2 separate regions of the Homo sapiens genome follow, and region 1 is linked to region 2. A link is a loop called in an ENCODE intact Hi-C map of the cell type or tissue named here. Cell type or tissue: Calu3. All regions are shown on one strand. Links, peaks and the distances in the headings refer to the core of each region. The heading gives the core; the rest is flanking DNA. Region 1 overlaps CREB5 (cAMP responsive element binding protein 5). Region 2 has its middle 6.0 kb from the start of CREB5.

Region 1 (7,565 bases), core at 954-5,953, 170 kb after region 2:
CCCTGGGTCCTGGCTGGAACTCAGGAAATGTCCTGGACTTCCTCCTGGTTTCTGGTGCTCAGATTGGTTGGTTTTTCTGGCTGTCATGATATTGCCTAGAGCTCAGAGTGATGCTTTTGATGGGAGAAGGGAGGAGTCTCTGCTTGGTAGAAGCTGTTTTGATCTTGGACTTTGGGTGGTAGGGGTAGGGTGGGGAGCAAGTCATTCTGTGTCATCATTTCTTCAGACAAGATTTATGAACTTTAAGATGACTGTGGGAAAACCCATGGTTGTTATGGAGACCAGAGTATAGTGCGCAGAACAAACATGGTGGAGGGAAGTTCTACCAGCTCAGCCTTGTCTCCAACAGAGTGTGCCCTTCCCTTCCTGGGAGCTGCCACACTCATCACCTCATCTTCTGTGTACAGCAATCCCTCCCTGTCCGTGAGAGATAAATTCCAAGCTGCCCAATGGATACCTGAAAGTGCAGATAGTACCAAACCCTGTGTGTGATATGTGTTTTCCATCTGATAACTGAGATAGCTATTAAGTGACTACTGGGTGGGGCGTGTCCACAATGTGGACACGGTGGACAGGAGGGATGATTCACATCCTGGGGGGCATAGCTTGGGACAGCATGAAGTTTCATCATGCTACTCAGAATGGTGAGCAGTTTAAAACTTGTGAATTGTTTATTTCTGGAATTTTCCTTTTAATATTTTTGGACCACGATTAACTGAAACTGTAGAAAGCAAAACCACGGATAAGGGGGACCACCATATTTCCACAGTCGTCCCGCCCTCTGCTTATTCTTCCCTGCTTCTCCTTCTTGTAACTGCCTCCTTACTAGCCCTCTCCTTCCTGTTACTGCCTCCTTATTAGCCCTCTCCTTCCTCTACATTGGTCCATGCTGATTTCTGGAGTAGACAAAGCAAAGAAAGCAGGCCCCTCTCTCTCATTTATGCAAATGGTCAATACTGAGGCATTGAGGAAAAATTGGTAGAAAGATCCTGTCATTGAACACCAGATACTCCATGTCATGTGATGGAAAGAGCTTTCCCTTCTGGGTATCCTGTGTTAGCTCTAGCCCCTCGCAATGTGCCAAGTGTGGTCTGAGGATCCGCAGCGTGGGCATTTCCAGGGAGCTTCTCAGAAACGCAGAATCTCTGGCCCAGCTTCCTTATCCCCAGAATGAGGATGGTGTCTGCTCTTTCCAGCCTCATGAGAGTAAAGATGAAATAAAAGATTTAAGAGCACATGGGTTCTTAGGAAGAAAAGGTAATAACTTTAAGCCAAAGAGCTGTGATACAGTTCTGTTGCTGGTCGCTGAGAACTGGCTGCTCTATGCTTCCAGAATTCTGTTTAAAATGAGAAGGGGCGCTTGCTGTGTTTGGTATGTGCATCAACATTCTGTTTGAATTTTCAGTCAAATATTGGAAGTGATAATTAAAAACTTAGAAACTGCTCCACAATTTGTCAGTAGGTCTTTTCCCTCTTGTTTTTCGGTGTTATAAGAATTCCAGACCTGCAGGGAACACTGGCTTATTCCTCCCTAGGATATTCCAGAAGGGGCACCTTGTCTCACATTTTCAACTTACCAGGAATGGCTGTGATACGTTAAGACCCACCTTAAGAAATGAGAGTAATGGGTAATGGGTAATGACCATTTTGTGAGTTTGCTGTGGGTGCGTTTGGTTTTCTATTCAAGAAACAGAACATTAACCTGGCCCTTCGAATGCTCGGCTTTGTTGAAAGGAGTCAATGCTAGGTTGGTAAGTGTCTCTGCTAAAGATTTCTTTTCTTCTCAAATGACCATGAGAGCAAATGTTGCTGCTATCTAAATCAAGAACCCATAGAGTGCTAAGAGGGTGGAGTAGATTCATTAAAGACAGCATCTAAATCTCCAGGGACTTCTCTCAAGTGGCTTGGCTTTCAGCAGACAATTCACAGTTATGCCAGCTAATTATAATTATTTTATTTTTCTTTCAAGGGGAAAAAACATAAAATGTGCTAGAGTTTACTAGCAGTTTTACAGCATTCCTTCCCCCCTGGAGTTCTCCTGCCTCCCTCTCCCTGCCACCCCCCACCAACTACCCTTTTGGAGGCCCTTAGTATTCAGCCATTGTTAGCACAAAGCTGGTCTTTATGAAACAGTCTTTTGAGGGCTAGCAATAAAGTTTAAGATGAGTGCTGACTCTGTTGATAATTTACCCAGCTGGCCCAGGACTGTACATTTGGGTGACATTTGTAGGCTGTGTCACCATGCCTGGATGGAGGCGGGTGTTTCTGTGGTATGGACGCCTTTTGGACACACTCCATCTTCCCATTTATTCTCCAGCCTGGGGTGTTGTGTGTCGCTCCTGGTGTGTTCTAGGAGATAATTGTCACTTTTAGGACTCTGTCTCATTGCCAAGCCCGAGGGAGGCTATTTCTTTTATTCAGATTCCTCCCTGGTGTGTTTGCCATGTTGATTCAAACCCACACATCTTGTCGTTTCCATTTTTCTCCATCCAAAACCTTGCCCGGATGATCCTGGAGACTCAGCAAGAAATAACCCAACCCATCTCACCAGTGGATTCAGTATGAAACTCTAGGTGGTAACATTTGGGGACGGTTGACTCTTTTATTTCTCTCAGGAAAGAGGAAATGAGTACTTATTTGAAAACACGAGTTCCCTCTGGAGACTGTGTCTTTAAATGAGCATTTGAAATTGCAGATAGCTTTTTTTTTACTTTATTTTTTTTGAGGCTGCACAGAACCATATTGTAGTAATATTCTGATTTTTATCACAACCTCAAATATTTAAGTGTCAAAATCTGGCCAAGCCACCTGCAAATGTTTGCCATGGCTACTGGCCAAGAAAAACAGCAAACAGCAATGAAAGTCTTCATTCAGGCTCAGTGCTTAAGCTGCATCCAGCCAGAAAGGCTGGGACCCACCTGTGCCCACGCATAGTGCTCTTGTGCTGCGGCCAGCGGGTGTGTTCATGGCTGAGACTTTGTGGGAGAAGGGGCCACCTGGCTCCTGCTCCCCCCTCTTCCCTTCCCTTCTATCAGTGCTTGGCTGCTGCAGGCAACCCCAAGTTTTCGCTCTTCTCTGTCTCCCTCTTTTCACAGTACAAAATTTAAGCTTGGAGGCTTGAATGTATTGAGAGAGCTATCAACATAAAGGACTTGAAAATGGGAGTAGTGCCAGTTATCAGGGAGGACTTTGGGGACAAAGGGTAGGCATCCTCATAAGCATTTGATTTTCATGCTTTTTGAACAGGCACTGAGCCAAACCAGACCAAAATGAGTGCAAATGCAAAAATCCAAAGAAGTAATGTTAAAAGGAAGTAGACAAACAACACGTGCAACTTCCATTCCATACCACAGCAATCCATACCATGCCCTGCGCTCAATTCTGTGAAAGTAGTGCCATTACCTCAATAGAAACCAGAGGTAAATATAAATATCTCAAATTGCTCTTGTGTGGTTGGGCAGACTAGAAAAACACACAGCTATGGAGAGTGTGGGAGGCATCCCCAAACTAGTGACTACTTGTGCTTAGTCAAACTGGCAGACGCTCTGCCGGGAAGAGTGTCTTTGGCTGATTGATGGTAGCGTTTTCAGAGATAAGTTTCCCAGATGGAAAAAAAGAGTGAGCCATGGGCTGTGGGGAAGACAAGTGAGACAGAAAACAAGCATGTATTAAATAGAGATAAAATCGATCCAGCCTTGAACCAAATATGTGGCAGAATCCAAACAGTATCTCTCCTCCAGTCATTTTTATTAGCTATCATGTAACAGGCTCATTAATTCAGGATCAAGTCAGCAAAGCCTGGGAAAATGGCAGAAGGGTAGGTAGCACTACTGGAAGTTAACACACTCTCTCTGTCTCTTTGTTTCTTATCATCTAAGACATTTTTGTAGGAGTCAATAATCCGTTGAGTAGATGGCTATAATCTTAATAGATCCCAGCTTTCTTAACTAAGTTGATTCTTCTTTATGGATAAGTGATAGTATATAATTTACACTCAGTAATTCTTCAGGAGAGCAATGAAGATAATATGGAATTTGGAGTTCTACAAGAATGGATATCAGTACAGAGCTCTGACGGGTTATGGGAGACGCTTCCAAAATATTCTACATATTTTTTTCTTACCTTTTACTTCTTTGTAGGGCACTGGCCAAATATATCTAACATTAGAATATACAAATGTGGAGTATTCTGGTTAAGAGAATGAATTGGCCAGCTGCATCAGGAAACTCAGAAATATGTTCAACAGAATGCATATATGAAGACATTTACGTAAAAAAACCCTCCCTGATTTTACACCAATTTTAATCCTGGAACATATATTTCCACATGATGCGTAACTTAGGCATTTGGTTATAAACCCTATTTGCATGGGGCTGTAGCTAGACAACAGAGACATAAAACTTAGCCAGAAATTTATATAAAATATCATAGAAGAAAATCTTGTTTTATGTAAAGATGAAAAGGTGCCAAGACTTATAAATTGTACCTCCTCTTACCTTTTCTGTGCCTCTTTATCCCTTTTCTCTTTGCAATCCCAGATGCTATGTGTCATGCAGAATATTAGATGTAGTTCAATGGACATGGCTGAGGAAAACAAACAAGCAAACAAAGAAAAATAATAATAAAAAGAAAAGCTGATTACATCTCAAAATTTGTTGGTGGCAGAAGCAATGCTACGAGTCATGTGGCTTTGCTGTGTGAGTTCACGTTCCTGCCCAGTGTTCCCTCAAGATGGGAATGTTAATACATTTGAGGGTTTTGTGTCATTGTTGCTGGGGGTGGGGAAAGAACAGTAGAGAAGTGGGTAAATGATGCCATCACTGAAGGTCATGGCTTAAAGAAGACCTAAATGACAAAGCAGCTTACAGGTTAAGAATGTGTTTGCCCTGTCAATGCATATGCGTATGAATCTATTTTTAAGAGCTTCCTAAAGCTCCTCAAACCAAAGTGAGCATGAGTAAGACTGTCGCTATCTACCACAGGCTAATGCTGGGGATATTCAGGCCAGCCTCCTTCCTGCTGGAGACAGCGGGGCAGCAGGTCCCGGCTTGTCACTGGTCCTCAGCCCTTAGCCAGGACAACTTGAAGCCCCTTTGAGTAATGCAGACCAGAAGTCATTATTTCCTGCTTTGTGTTTTGCTGAATATCACGGCTATGAACATAGCTTTATTGTTGGAAAGTTGCTGTATCTTTCACAGCCCCGAGAACATTTACGAGGGCCCTTCTGGGGGATGCTTTCTGGGAGGGTTGACAGACTTAACCATATGGCTCCCGTTAAATCCCATGCAGAGCCTTGAGAAATTACCTCTGACAAGGGGGCCGGCAGCCTTCCACTCACGGGGTTTTATGTGTGGAACGAAACATAAAGTACTGATACTTGAGGAAATATAATGTTTCTTAACATTCAAAAGTTGTAACACCACATGGTATTGTGGTCAGATGAAGGGGGTAGAGCCAGAACATGGGAGCAAATGGCTGGGTATTCTGAGAGGCAGAAAAATACCCCAGCTCTCGTCTTCGAATCTGGTCCTTGCCTCTGATTCTTCAGGCAAGCATTGTGTCTTAGTGTCATCTCAGCTTCCCACCTGGAACACAGCAAGCCTGCTCTACTCGGGAGAGAAAATCAGAGGTAACTCCCCAATGGCTCAAGCCCTTCGTTAGAAAGGGCCTTGATACTGACACTGAAGAAGAGAAAGGAAGCTAATATTTATTCAGGATCTACTACGTGTCAGGCATTGAGCTAGCTTTGCATGTTATTTCCTGTAATTCTTCAATAGCTCAGAGAGGTAGCTGTTATTTACCCCAATATTATTGCTCCAAGAAGAAAAGTAACTTGTCCAAAGTCACCCAGCCAGGGAGATAAACAGAGTTTTGAATATGGGTCTATTGGACTCAAAAGCACATGTTTCCCCATGCTCCTGACCGTGGCAATACCAGTGCCGTGGAAGACCCATGACTGTGCCTGAGACTGGCAGAATCATCTACAGGAGTTAGCTAATGCTCAGTCTATCTGTTTACAGTGTCAAACACTTCATCCCCTCATGTGTAAGAAAACTATAGCATCACAGAGAAGTGATGGCCCTGTCTCCAACATTTGGTTGCTCTATATTTGGCTTCTTAGCTTGCAGGAAGACCACTATTCCCTGCCCAAATGCAATTCAACTTCCAGATTTGTTCCATTTCCTGAGGGGACAGTTGGCTTTGCCTGTGAGCTTTTCTTGGAGGAAGACTTCATTTCTGGAACTTCTACACAGAACCTGGCCCTCAGAGTTCCTGAAGCTTCCATGTAAGTGTCTCAGTGTGCATTTCCTCCCTCCTATTTTTGGAAAAGATAGGCACAAATGAGGGACTACTTCTACAGCAACCAGCCTGGAATCATTCTTTCTGTGCTTACAGTAAATCTAGACATTTGTTCTTTTGTGCAGCATATTGAAAAGATATGCCTGGAATACAAGAGCTTGCTTGGAGCAAAACCATGGCAAGTCAGAGGGGAGTCAAGGAAAAGCATTGTCATGGGTTCAGAGTTCATGGATTTTAGACATTCAGGCTCTGCCATTTAAAACATTTGCCACCTTGGCTAAGCGCTCAGCTTCCCCAGGCCTGGTTTCCTTTACCTACATATAAAGGGGTTAGCCAATTAATTGAGTCAGTCTCAGCTCCAGAATTCTCATTCACTGCCTCTTTTCTGTCTCAAATTTATTCTCTCTTTTGGTTGTTTTCTTCCAGGAGCCAAGTTTGGCAGAAGCTCTAGATTATCTGACCTCCTAGATATGTTCACATAGCCCAGAGAGTGAGAACAGAATAGGGTTTGGGAAGAGAAGCCCACGGCAGTAAAAGGGAGGGGTCCTAACATATGAAGTCAGAGACACTTGACTTCTAGGCTCAACTCCTAGGTGAATAACAGCAACCTCTTCTCTTTGTCAGGTGCTGTTTACAAGGCACATCTCTACTAGTTTGGCATGCATGATTCTGTTACCCAGGAATTAATACACCCATTTTGCAGTTGAGTAAAGTAAGGTTCAGAGATTAAGTGACTTGCCCCAGGTCATAGTGATAATGGCCAGAGCCAGAACTCGAATCCAGACCACCTACTCCATGCACTATCCCACAGTTCCCAAGAAACTTAACTTTCCCAGGTTTAAGTTTTTTCACCTTTAAAATTGGGGGGTGGGGTACCACTAGAAAATTCTTGAAGTTCTTTTCAGCACTAAAATGTTAATTATTTTCATAATGAATTTAATTTTGTAAACTACTTGGTAAGGTAACTTCTCTGGGGACTCAGTGCTGCGTGTGTGACTAGGTATAGCTTCCTCTCTTGAAGTAATCTTATCAGGAAATTGTTCTTTTATTCTCACTCTGCTAACAGTGGCTTATTTTCGGAGCTTTAACTAGAAAAACAACTAAAATAGTAAACATGTAAAACAAGTCCAACGCAAGAGATCTGGATGATGGTTTTGCCAGAGACAGTTCTATGGGAAAATGCAGTCCACTGTCTTGTATTCTAGAATTATTATTATTTGGGGAATTATTTTGTGGAAGATCTGAAACACAGCTTTAGCTCATAT
Region 2 (7,565 bases), core at 1,075-6,074:
GGCAATACCATTCAGGACATAGGCATGGGCAAGGACTTCATGACTAAAACACCAAAAGCAATGGCAACAAAAGCCAAAATTGACAAATGCGATCTAATTAAACTAAAGAGCTTCTGCACAGCAAAAGAAACTACCATCAGAGTGTATAGGCAATCTACAGCATGGGAGAAAATTTTTACAGTCTAGTTGTCTCTTGTTAAACAACATTTCAAAGTTGATACGCACCTGCACCTCCAATCCAAGAGCATGGCATTTTTGAGTTACACCTGTTAGGATTTCAAGATGTGATTCTGAAAACTAAATCATACTAGGGTTAATAATTATACAACCACTGGTGTAAAAATGCATTTGTATGTCAAGACTGGAAGGGTAAAGTGTGATGGCTTCAACTAGAACATCAGCTTGTATAAAATTGCTCTGTTGCCCACAGACTCAGTGCAGATTTGTTAACCTAAAGGTACCATCTCCTTCAAATACAGCTGGCTTATGCTAAGACTCAAAAACTGGACTCAGGGCCAGTTGGATTGATTCCTCCATCTAACCCACAGAACTTCAATATTACATCTTATATGCAATTTTATGTAACTAATATTTATTGAGCACATTCTAAATGCCAGGCACAGGGCTAAGCACTTGACATGAATTATTTTATTAAATTCTCCCCAAAACCTTACAGGGCATAATAATATCTAAGACTATTTTTTCAGTAACTACTAGTGTCAGACATTGTTTTAAGCATGTTACATATATTAACTCACTGAATCCTTGCAGTATCCTAGGAGATAGATGCTGATATTATCTCCATTTTGTAGATGAAGAATCTGAACTTCAGAGAGGTAAAAAAAAATTGGCCCTGATCACACACCTAGTAAGTGACAAGGCTACGGCTGTCAAATCTCTTGCTGTCTGCTGCCTTTCCTCTCAGCATGTGAGCATGGAGCTGGGGGTCTGGTGGATCCTGTCAATCATATGTCTGTGGGCAGCACCTGACACATAATTTTTGAATCCAGTGCTAACTGAAAATGCAGGGCCTCTTGTTTAAAAGGCAAGGGAAAAGTGCCACCGAAGATAATAAATAGAAAGTTTTTTCTCTCTTGCAAAGTCAGTCTCTTGACTTGTCATGGTATGTTTTATTTGCTATTTAATGTCACTTTAAATAGCAAAAAATTAAAATGTTACATTATTAGCATTAATTTTACTGTTCATCTTTACATCCTGCACTGCTAGTTTTAAATGTAAATATAAGATCACTTAACTTGTATGTGAAATCACTCAAATCCCATAATTTGTATGTCATGGCCCGTACATACATATGTATTTTGTTCTTACCAGAACGTGGATACACTGTACAAAACAAGCTCAACCACCTTTATTTCACTTCTTGATGTGCACACGTTCTGCCAACTCTCTGCTTTCTGTTTACTTGTGATGAGGAAAGATGGAAAAGAAAAAGAACTATGGGCCGCCCTATCTTTCTCTTGCCTTCTATGTCATCATTTTCAGTGTATGTGGTTGCCTAACACAGGGGCCTAATGCAGGTAAGATAGGGTTCTTGGTTGTTTATGTTTCTTGGGATGCCATTGGTTTTTTTTGCATCCCAAGAAAGTTCTGGTTTGAAAGGAAAGCGTGACCTCTCAGGGCTGTCAGCCTCACCTCTCCTCTCCCATCCCACTCAGTCAGAGAGATCATGAATTTACCTTGTATTTGATTTGAGTCTTGCTGGATTTCCATGCACCTTGGGTCCACTGGAATTTGGTGCTCCTGAGGCATCATGAGCAAGAAACAGCAGACATGCCGTGATCACCAACCTCCTCATGCACATGCTCCACCAGGCTTCTTTTATAAAGCATAAGTTCAAAGATAAAATTATTAAGAATTTCAAGATGGTGACAGTGAGCCTTAAACCAAATATGGGACCATTCTGAGCATGAGATGAGGCCCTGTGTGACCAGGTATCACAGGCCATGAAGCCAGTCCTGTCTGTCTGGAATGGCTTTTGATTAACCAGGCACAGAGTTTGCATGGAGGCTGGTGGCTTTTCCTACTCACTGCCAATCTCTGGCTTGTTCTCAACTTTCCTGATTCTTGCATCCTCAAACCAACTTGTGCTCAGGACTACCAAAGTATGGGGTGCCTTCAGGCAGGCACTGGGACAGGCAACAGCAATGTGGGTTCTTTTCTCATCTCTGCCATGCCCCAGCTGTGCAATTCTGGGTAAGTTACTCAGCCTTTCTAAGAGTAAGGTTCCAGCTGCCTCACAGAGTTGTGAAGATTAACAGAGAAAATGCACATAAATCCCTTAGCTCAAGGGTTGGCACAGAGCAAATGCTTGGTAAATGTTAGTTAACAGTGTTGTGGTTTTCACAGTTTTGGATGCATTTTGCAGTTTCATTTATTTGGAAATCTTTATCCCTTCAAATAAGGTAATGAAGAAACCTGGTGAAGACCCATTTTAGAAGGGATGGAAACTTCCCAATGGGACGATAGCTAGATGTTTAACCACAAAATGGGCTTCAGCAGCATCCCTTTCCCCATCACTGTTAATTTAGTTAAGAAAAGCCTAAAATAAAATTTTGGAAGTGGGAAAAGGTCACTCTGAGTGATGTGGGCAGAAGGGATGAGGAGAAGCCTTCTCTAGGGATATGTTCATCTTTTTGGGAAGCTGCTAGAGGATTGGTCTCTTTTCCTTTTTTTGAAACAGGGTCTCACTCTATCATCCATGCTGGAGTGCTGTGGCGCAGTCACTGCTCATCGCAGCCTTGATCCTCCTGGGTTCAAACAATCCTTCCATCTCAGCCTCCTGAGTAGCTGAGACCACAGGTGCACACCACCATGCCTGGCTAATTTTTAAAAACTTTTTGTAGAGACGCTCAGGCTGTCTATGTTGCCCAAGCTGGTCTCGAACTCCCAGGCTCAAGTTATCCTCCCGTCTCAGCCTCCCAAAGAGCTGTGGTTACAGGTGTGAGCCACTGCGCCTGGCCTTGATCTCAAGCATATGAACTTTGGGTCATATTTTTGAGTGTCTCAGGCTGACCTCTTTTCTTCTCCGTCATCAGCTTCCTCCTGGATCCCTGCCCATCTATGAATTCATTAAACTAGAGTCACTCAAAGGATGTGTGTGTGGTGGTGGTAGGTGGGGAGTTCCCCAGACGCTTGCATCAGAATCACAAATGCAGAATCCTGGACCCAATGCCAAACCTTGGAACTAAAATCCCTGGGGACGTCTGACTCAAGAAACTGACTTTAATAAGTTGCCTGGGTGTTTTTTGCTTACTCCACTAAGTTTGAGAAGTTCTTTGGGAGCCTAGGAGCTGGGAAGAAAGAGACCATTTTTTGTTTTCTGACTTCAGCACTGGGCAGATCTGCTAATGTTTGCCGAATGTTGGAGAAATGACTGAACCCAAAGTACAGAGCTAAAGAATTTCTTCCCATCTGAGGCCTCTTGGGATGGTTTTATTCAGGCCTGATTAAGCACTAGTAAGGCTGTAAATGTCTTAAAATACTAAAATTCTTCCATGGGAGTTGGTAAATACCTAGTGCTTCCCCACTGGCCCAGCTGCCTAGTCCTCTCCCTTCCACTGCCCAGGATCCAGCAACTAAAGGTCTCCCAGGGGTCTCATCTATTCTCATTGGTCACTGCAGGTGCCAGTCAGCTCTGCATAGGTCCAACCTCTCTGCCACCGCCAATGGTACCTCGGGGGTTGGCTGTGTCCAGCCTATACTCCTGTTCTGTGGAGGGAAATGGGATGAGCATCGGGAGAATCTTGGGTGGGTGGTACCCCAGCCAGTTTACCTTGGTTCTGGTGTAAGCGCCCCTGTCTCCACACGTCTGACAGGCCACAATGGATGGAGTCCTGGTGGGTGAGAGGGCATTCCTAGTGGTGGTGCTGGCACCCCAGGGGGCAAATGCCCCAGGCCATGGCCACCGCCAGTGGAGGCACCCTTAGAGATGCTCTTGCATAGCTGCTCTCAGCAACTGCAGCCTCCATGAAACTCTGGCTCTGAGAAATCCTGGGAGAGACTGAGTGAGCATGAGGCAGAAATGTGAGTCCACAAACACAGGGGCTCTGCCAGCGCATTTGACAGATGAGAGGGCTGCTTGGTCCAGATGACACATGCAGAAGGCAATGTGGGGCTGGGGGAATTATGGGGTAAAGGTTCCCTTTTCATTTATTTAGTTAAGTTTGTAAAAAAAAAAAAATCACCAAATGCCCACCTATCACAGCATTAGCCAAAATACCTTTATTAATAAAAAGAGAGTGAGTGCTTCCATAGTACTTGCCCTGTGCCAAACACAATTCTTTTTTTTCTTTTTTCCTTTTATTTTTTTTGAGACAGAGTTTCGCTCTTGTCACCCAGGTTGGAGTGCAATGGTGTGATCTCAGCTCACTGCAACCTCCGCCTCCCAGATTCAAGCGATTCTCCTGCCTCAGCCTCTCGAGTAGCTGAGATTACAGGCACCCACCACCACACCCAGCTAATTTTTGTATTTTCAGTAGAGACGGGCGTTTCACCATGTTGGTCAGGCTGGTCTCGAACTCCTGACCTCAGGTGATCCACCTGCCTCGGCCTCCCAAAGTGCTGGGATTACAGGTGTGAACCACCGTGCCCGGCCCCAAGCACAATTCTTAACTCAAGTAATAAAATTCTTAACTCGAGTCGCTGTAGTTATCATCACCATCCTCATTCATAGTTGAGGCAACTGAGAACCAGGCGTCAAGTAGCAGAGCTAAAATTTGAATTCAGGCAGGCTGACACTAGAATCTACACTAATAAATACCTCTTCTTTTCTTCAGTTTACATTTAGAAATGATTTGTGTGTGTGTGTGAGATCTGGAATATGTAAAAATCTCAGTCTGTAATATGACAGCTAGAAACCTTTTGCATGAAATTGCAATGATTTTATTTCTACAATAAGTAGAAAACTCAGTGATGAACTCTGAATAAGGCTGTGAGGATCAAACAGTCATCAGTCCCTGTGGTTTCAAGGAACACTAAAGGGCAAGGGGCCACTTAAACACTTAAAAACAGAAACAACATGCTAAGCTCTTCCATTTAGTATGTCAAAACCAGCTCAGAAGTATGTGACAATCCAGGCAATGTATTACAGTTTCTAGCCAGTCCAGTCATGATTCTCTGGCAAACTGCACCGTCATGGTTGTGATGCATTGGGATGAGAGGTACTATATAAATGTCAGATGTTACATAAATGTCAGAAATGATTATTGTTTATTAACGAGGGCTAAACTGTTTCTAAGCAAAGCTCCATCTCCCAGCCAATGTGTTCTTAGCAGAGGTTCCAACCACCAATAACCCACAAGAAGGGAATGCTTACCCCTGGCTCTATGAAGGAGCCCAGTTGGGATCTGGGCTTGAAAACAGGGATTGAGTTGGGCCCAGTGCCACCCCTTGCTCATCAAGTGATCTCAGGCCAGCCCCCAACCTTCTGGTGTCTGCCTTAGCTCACCTGTAGAATGGGAATAATTATAATACCTGTCCTACTTCTGGTACCCGGGTTGGTGTGAGAAACAAGGGAAATCACGTGGTCGCAAGCGCTTTGTAAGGTGTGAGGGGCTGCGAGGTTGGCATTGGTCGTCTAGAATCGGGCTGGATTTAGCCTATGCCTTCTCTTTGAATCCTACTCAAAGGGAGAACTTCTGAAAGGAAATTCAGCAGGGGGATGGTGACAGTGATGGTGACGGCCGGATACTGGAGACGCCAGGCTCCTCTCGCTGCAGACCAGGCGCCCGGATCCTGCAGTCTGGCCCTGGCTCTGCCGCTCCCCAGCCCGTGAGCTTGGGCCAGTTACCGAAGAGGCTCTGGAAGTGACAGCCAAGGGCCCTTTCGGCTCTGACGCCGTGTCTAAATCAGGCTCATCACTTGGCTCTAGCTGTGATTCACCTTTCGCCTTAGGAGCAACTCTCCCTACAGCTTCTCAGACGCATGAAGCAGGGGTCCCGCGAAGGGTGGGGCTGTGTATTTCATGAGAGTGTGCACCATAAGGAAGTTATTCTCCTGGAGGAGGTGAGATGAGGGGGCGGTGAAGAAGGGGTGACAAGTGAGTGCTCTGAAAAGCCAGGATGCAGGGAGCACTGAAATGAGGTCATGACTGTCGCAAGCAAAAAGGAGCTGGACATCCTCCGGTGGGGGAGGGAGGAGCGTCCTGCATTTCTGTTTGCAAAGTCTTTTCCCACATCCTTCAGCATCCCCCTCCCCACCTCTCCCCTACCCCCATCCCTACACCTTTCAAACCCCATCAGGCCCTCCCCGCAGAAGAGCCCACGCCCGCGCCTCCTCCGTGGTCTTGTCTGAAACCATAAGGATTGTTTCCAAGCTGACTCACACCACTAATGTCAGGGAGCCGTGTCACACGGCGCTGGGCTCTGCAAGCTGTTGCTTGCGCAGTCGCCCCCGCCGCTGCCGCTCCCGGGCGGGTGCACCAGGGTCCGCGCGGGCGGGGCGGGGTCGGGGCGGGACCGGGGCGGGGCCTGCCCCCTCGACGCGCCGGCCCCGCCCCTCGCTCCGTCCCTCCCCAGCGGACCGCAATGATTTAGAAGTTCAGGAATCCCACGTGACGTCACCGGGGGGGTGATGTAATGCACTCTAAATAGAATGTATTGTAATCTTTGCTCAGTCCAACGTGGTCCCTTCACCCGGGCTCCGCTCTTGCCTTCTCCACACTTGTTTGGTAAGTTCCTAAAAATACGGCTCGGCCACTTCTGGGGCTTTTGCATTTAGCCACTTTTGTTGCACTTGCCGCAGGAGCCATCTCGGGAGTGTACTTGTTTGCAGGGGTTGGTTCTCGGCAGCAGCCGCGAGGTTACTTGGTCCAGTGGGCAGGTCACAGGGCAAGGAGTAGGGAAGATGCGATGCATTTTTTTCTGGAGGGTGATCTGTGTTTGTAAACATTTTGGCGGACCAGAGGGAAGTCCGGCCCCGAGTGCTGGTAGACTGTGGAATTCGGCTGTGTCCTGAGGCCACCCTAGAGACCCCGCGCCGCGTGAGTGCCGGAGCGCTCGGTGGCCGCCGCGCCGCGCGCCTGGAGGGATGCTAACGTGGAGCCGGCGCCGAGTCCGCCCGGCGTGCGTGCGTGTGTGGGAGCGCGCGAGTCCCCTGACGCGGGGACCAGTTATGAATCGGGGGTGTGTGTTTGCCTCCAGAGACCTGGCAAGGTGCGGAGCCCTCCAGAAGTGCGGTCAAGCGGCAGCGGAGACGGCGAGCCAGGAACCTCCCCCCGCGTCCCCAGCTTCCCAGCGTGGCGGCGGAACCCCCGGAGAAAGTTTGCAAACTTCCAGCGGGCGCGGCGAGGACGCCGGGTCACCTAGGGGGCGGGTGGGCGCGCGCGCAGGGGGCTCGCTCTCCCCGGTGCGGAGCTGCAGCTGCCACCTCTCCCGCCGGGCTGCCGGCTGCAGCGGGTGGGCGCGCGCCCGGGGAGGGGAGGTCGCCCTCGGAGGGCGCTTGGCTTTCGCTCCAGGCGCTCCGGGCTGGAGAGCGGCGAGGCTCCGTCCGCTCCAGTCCACTCCTCCGGCCGCCTCCTGCCTCCGCTGCTTTCTTGCTGGCATCGT

What was found. Peaks named below come from ENCODE experiments on the same cell type or tissue, not always from the same donor. Only the 100,000 strongest peaks of a DNase experiment are listed, where the experiment ranks them.
Region 1: a loop joins it to region 2, with 4 times the contacts of the local background. A loop is called at or near these places in 3 of 110 quality-filtered maps.

Annotation. Positions count from the first base shown.
Region 1 is chr7:28,570,560-28,578,124 of GRCh38, forward strand. All of the region lies in intron 5 of CREB5 (cAMP responsive element binding protein 5), which reads left to right. Among named protein-coding and RNA genes, the nearest start is that of CREB5, 160 kb to the left of the region's middle. RefSeq lists silencers at 2,632-2,926, 3,501-3,550. In Calu3, for the core only: no CTCF peak of the experiment used is centred there; DNase peaks (open chromatin) are centred at 2,242 and 2,862.
Region 2 is chr7:28,402,736-28,410,300 of GRCh38, forward strand. It overlaps a transcript of CREB5 not described here. Among named protein-coding and RNA genes, the nearest start is that of CREB5, 6.0 kb to the right of the region's middle. RefSeq lists silencers at 6,175-6,469, 6,438-6,507. In Calu3, for the core only: no CTCF peak of the experiment used is centred there; DNase peaks (open chromatin) are centred at 3,076, 3,656 and 5,156.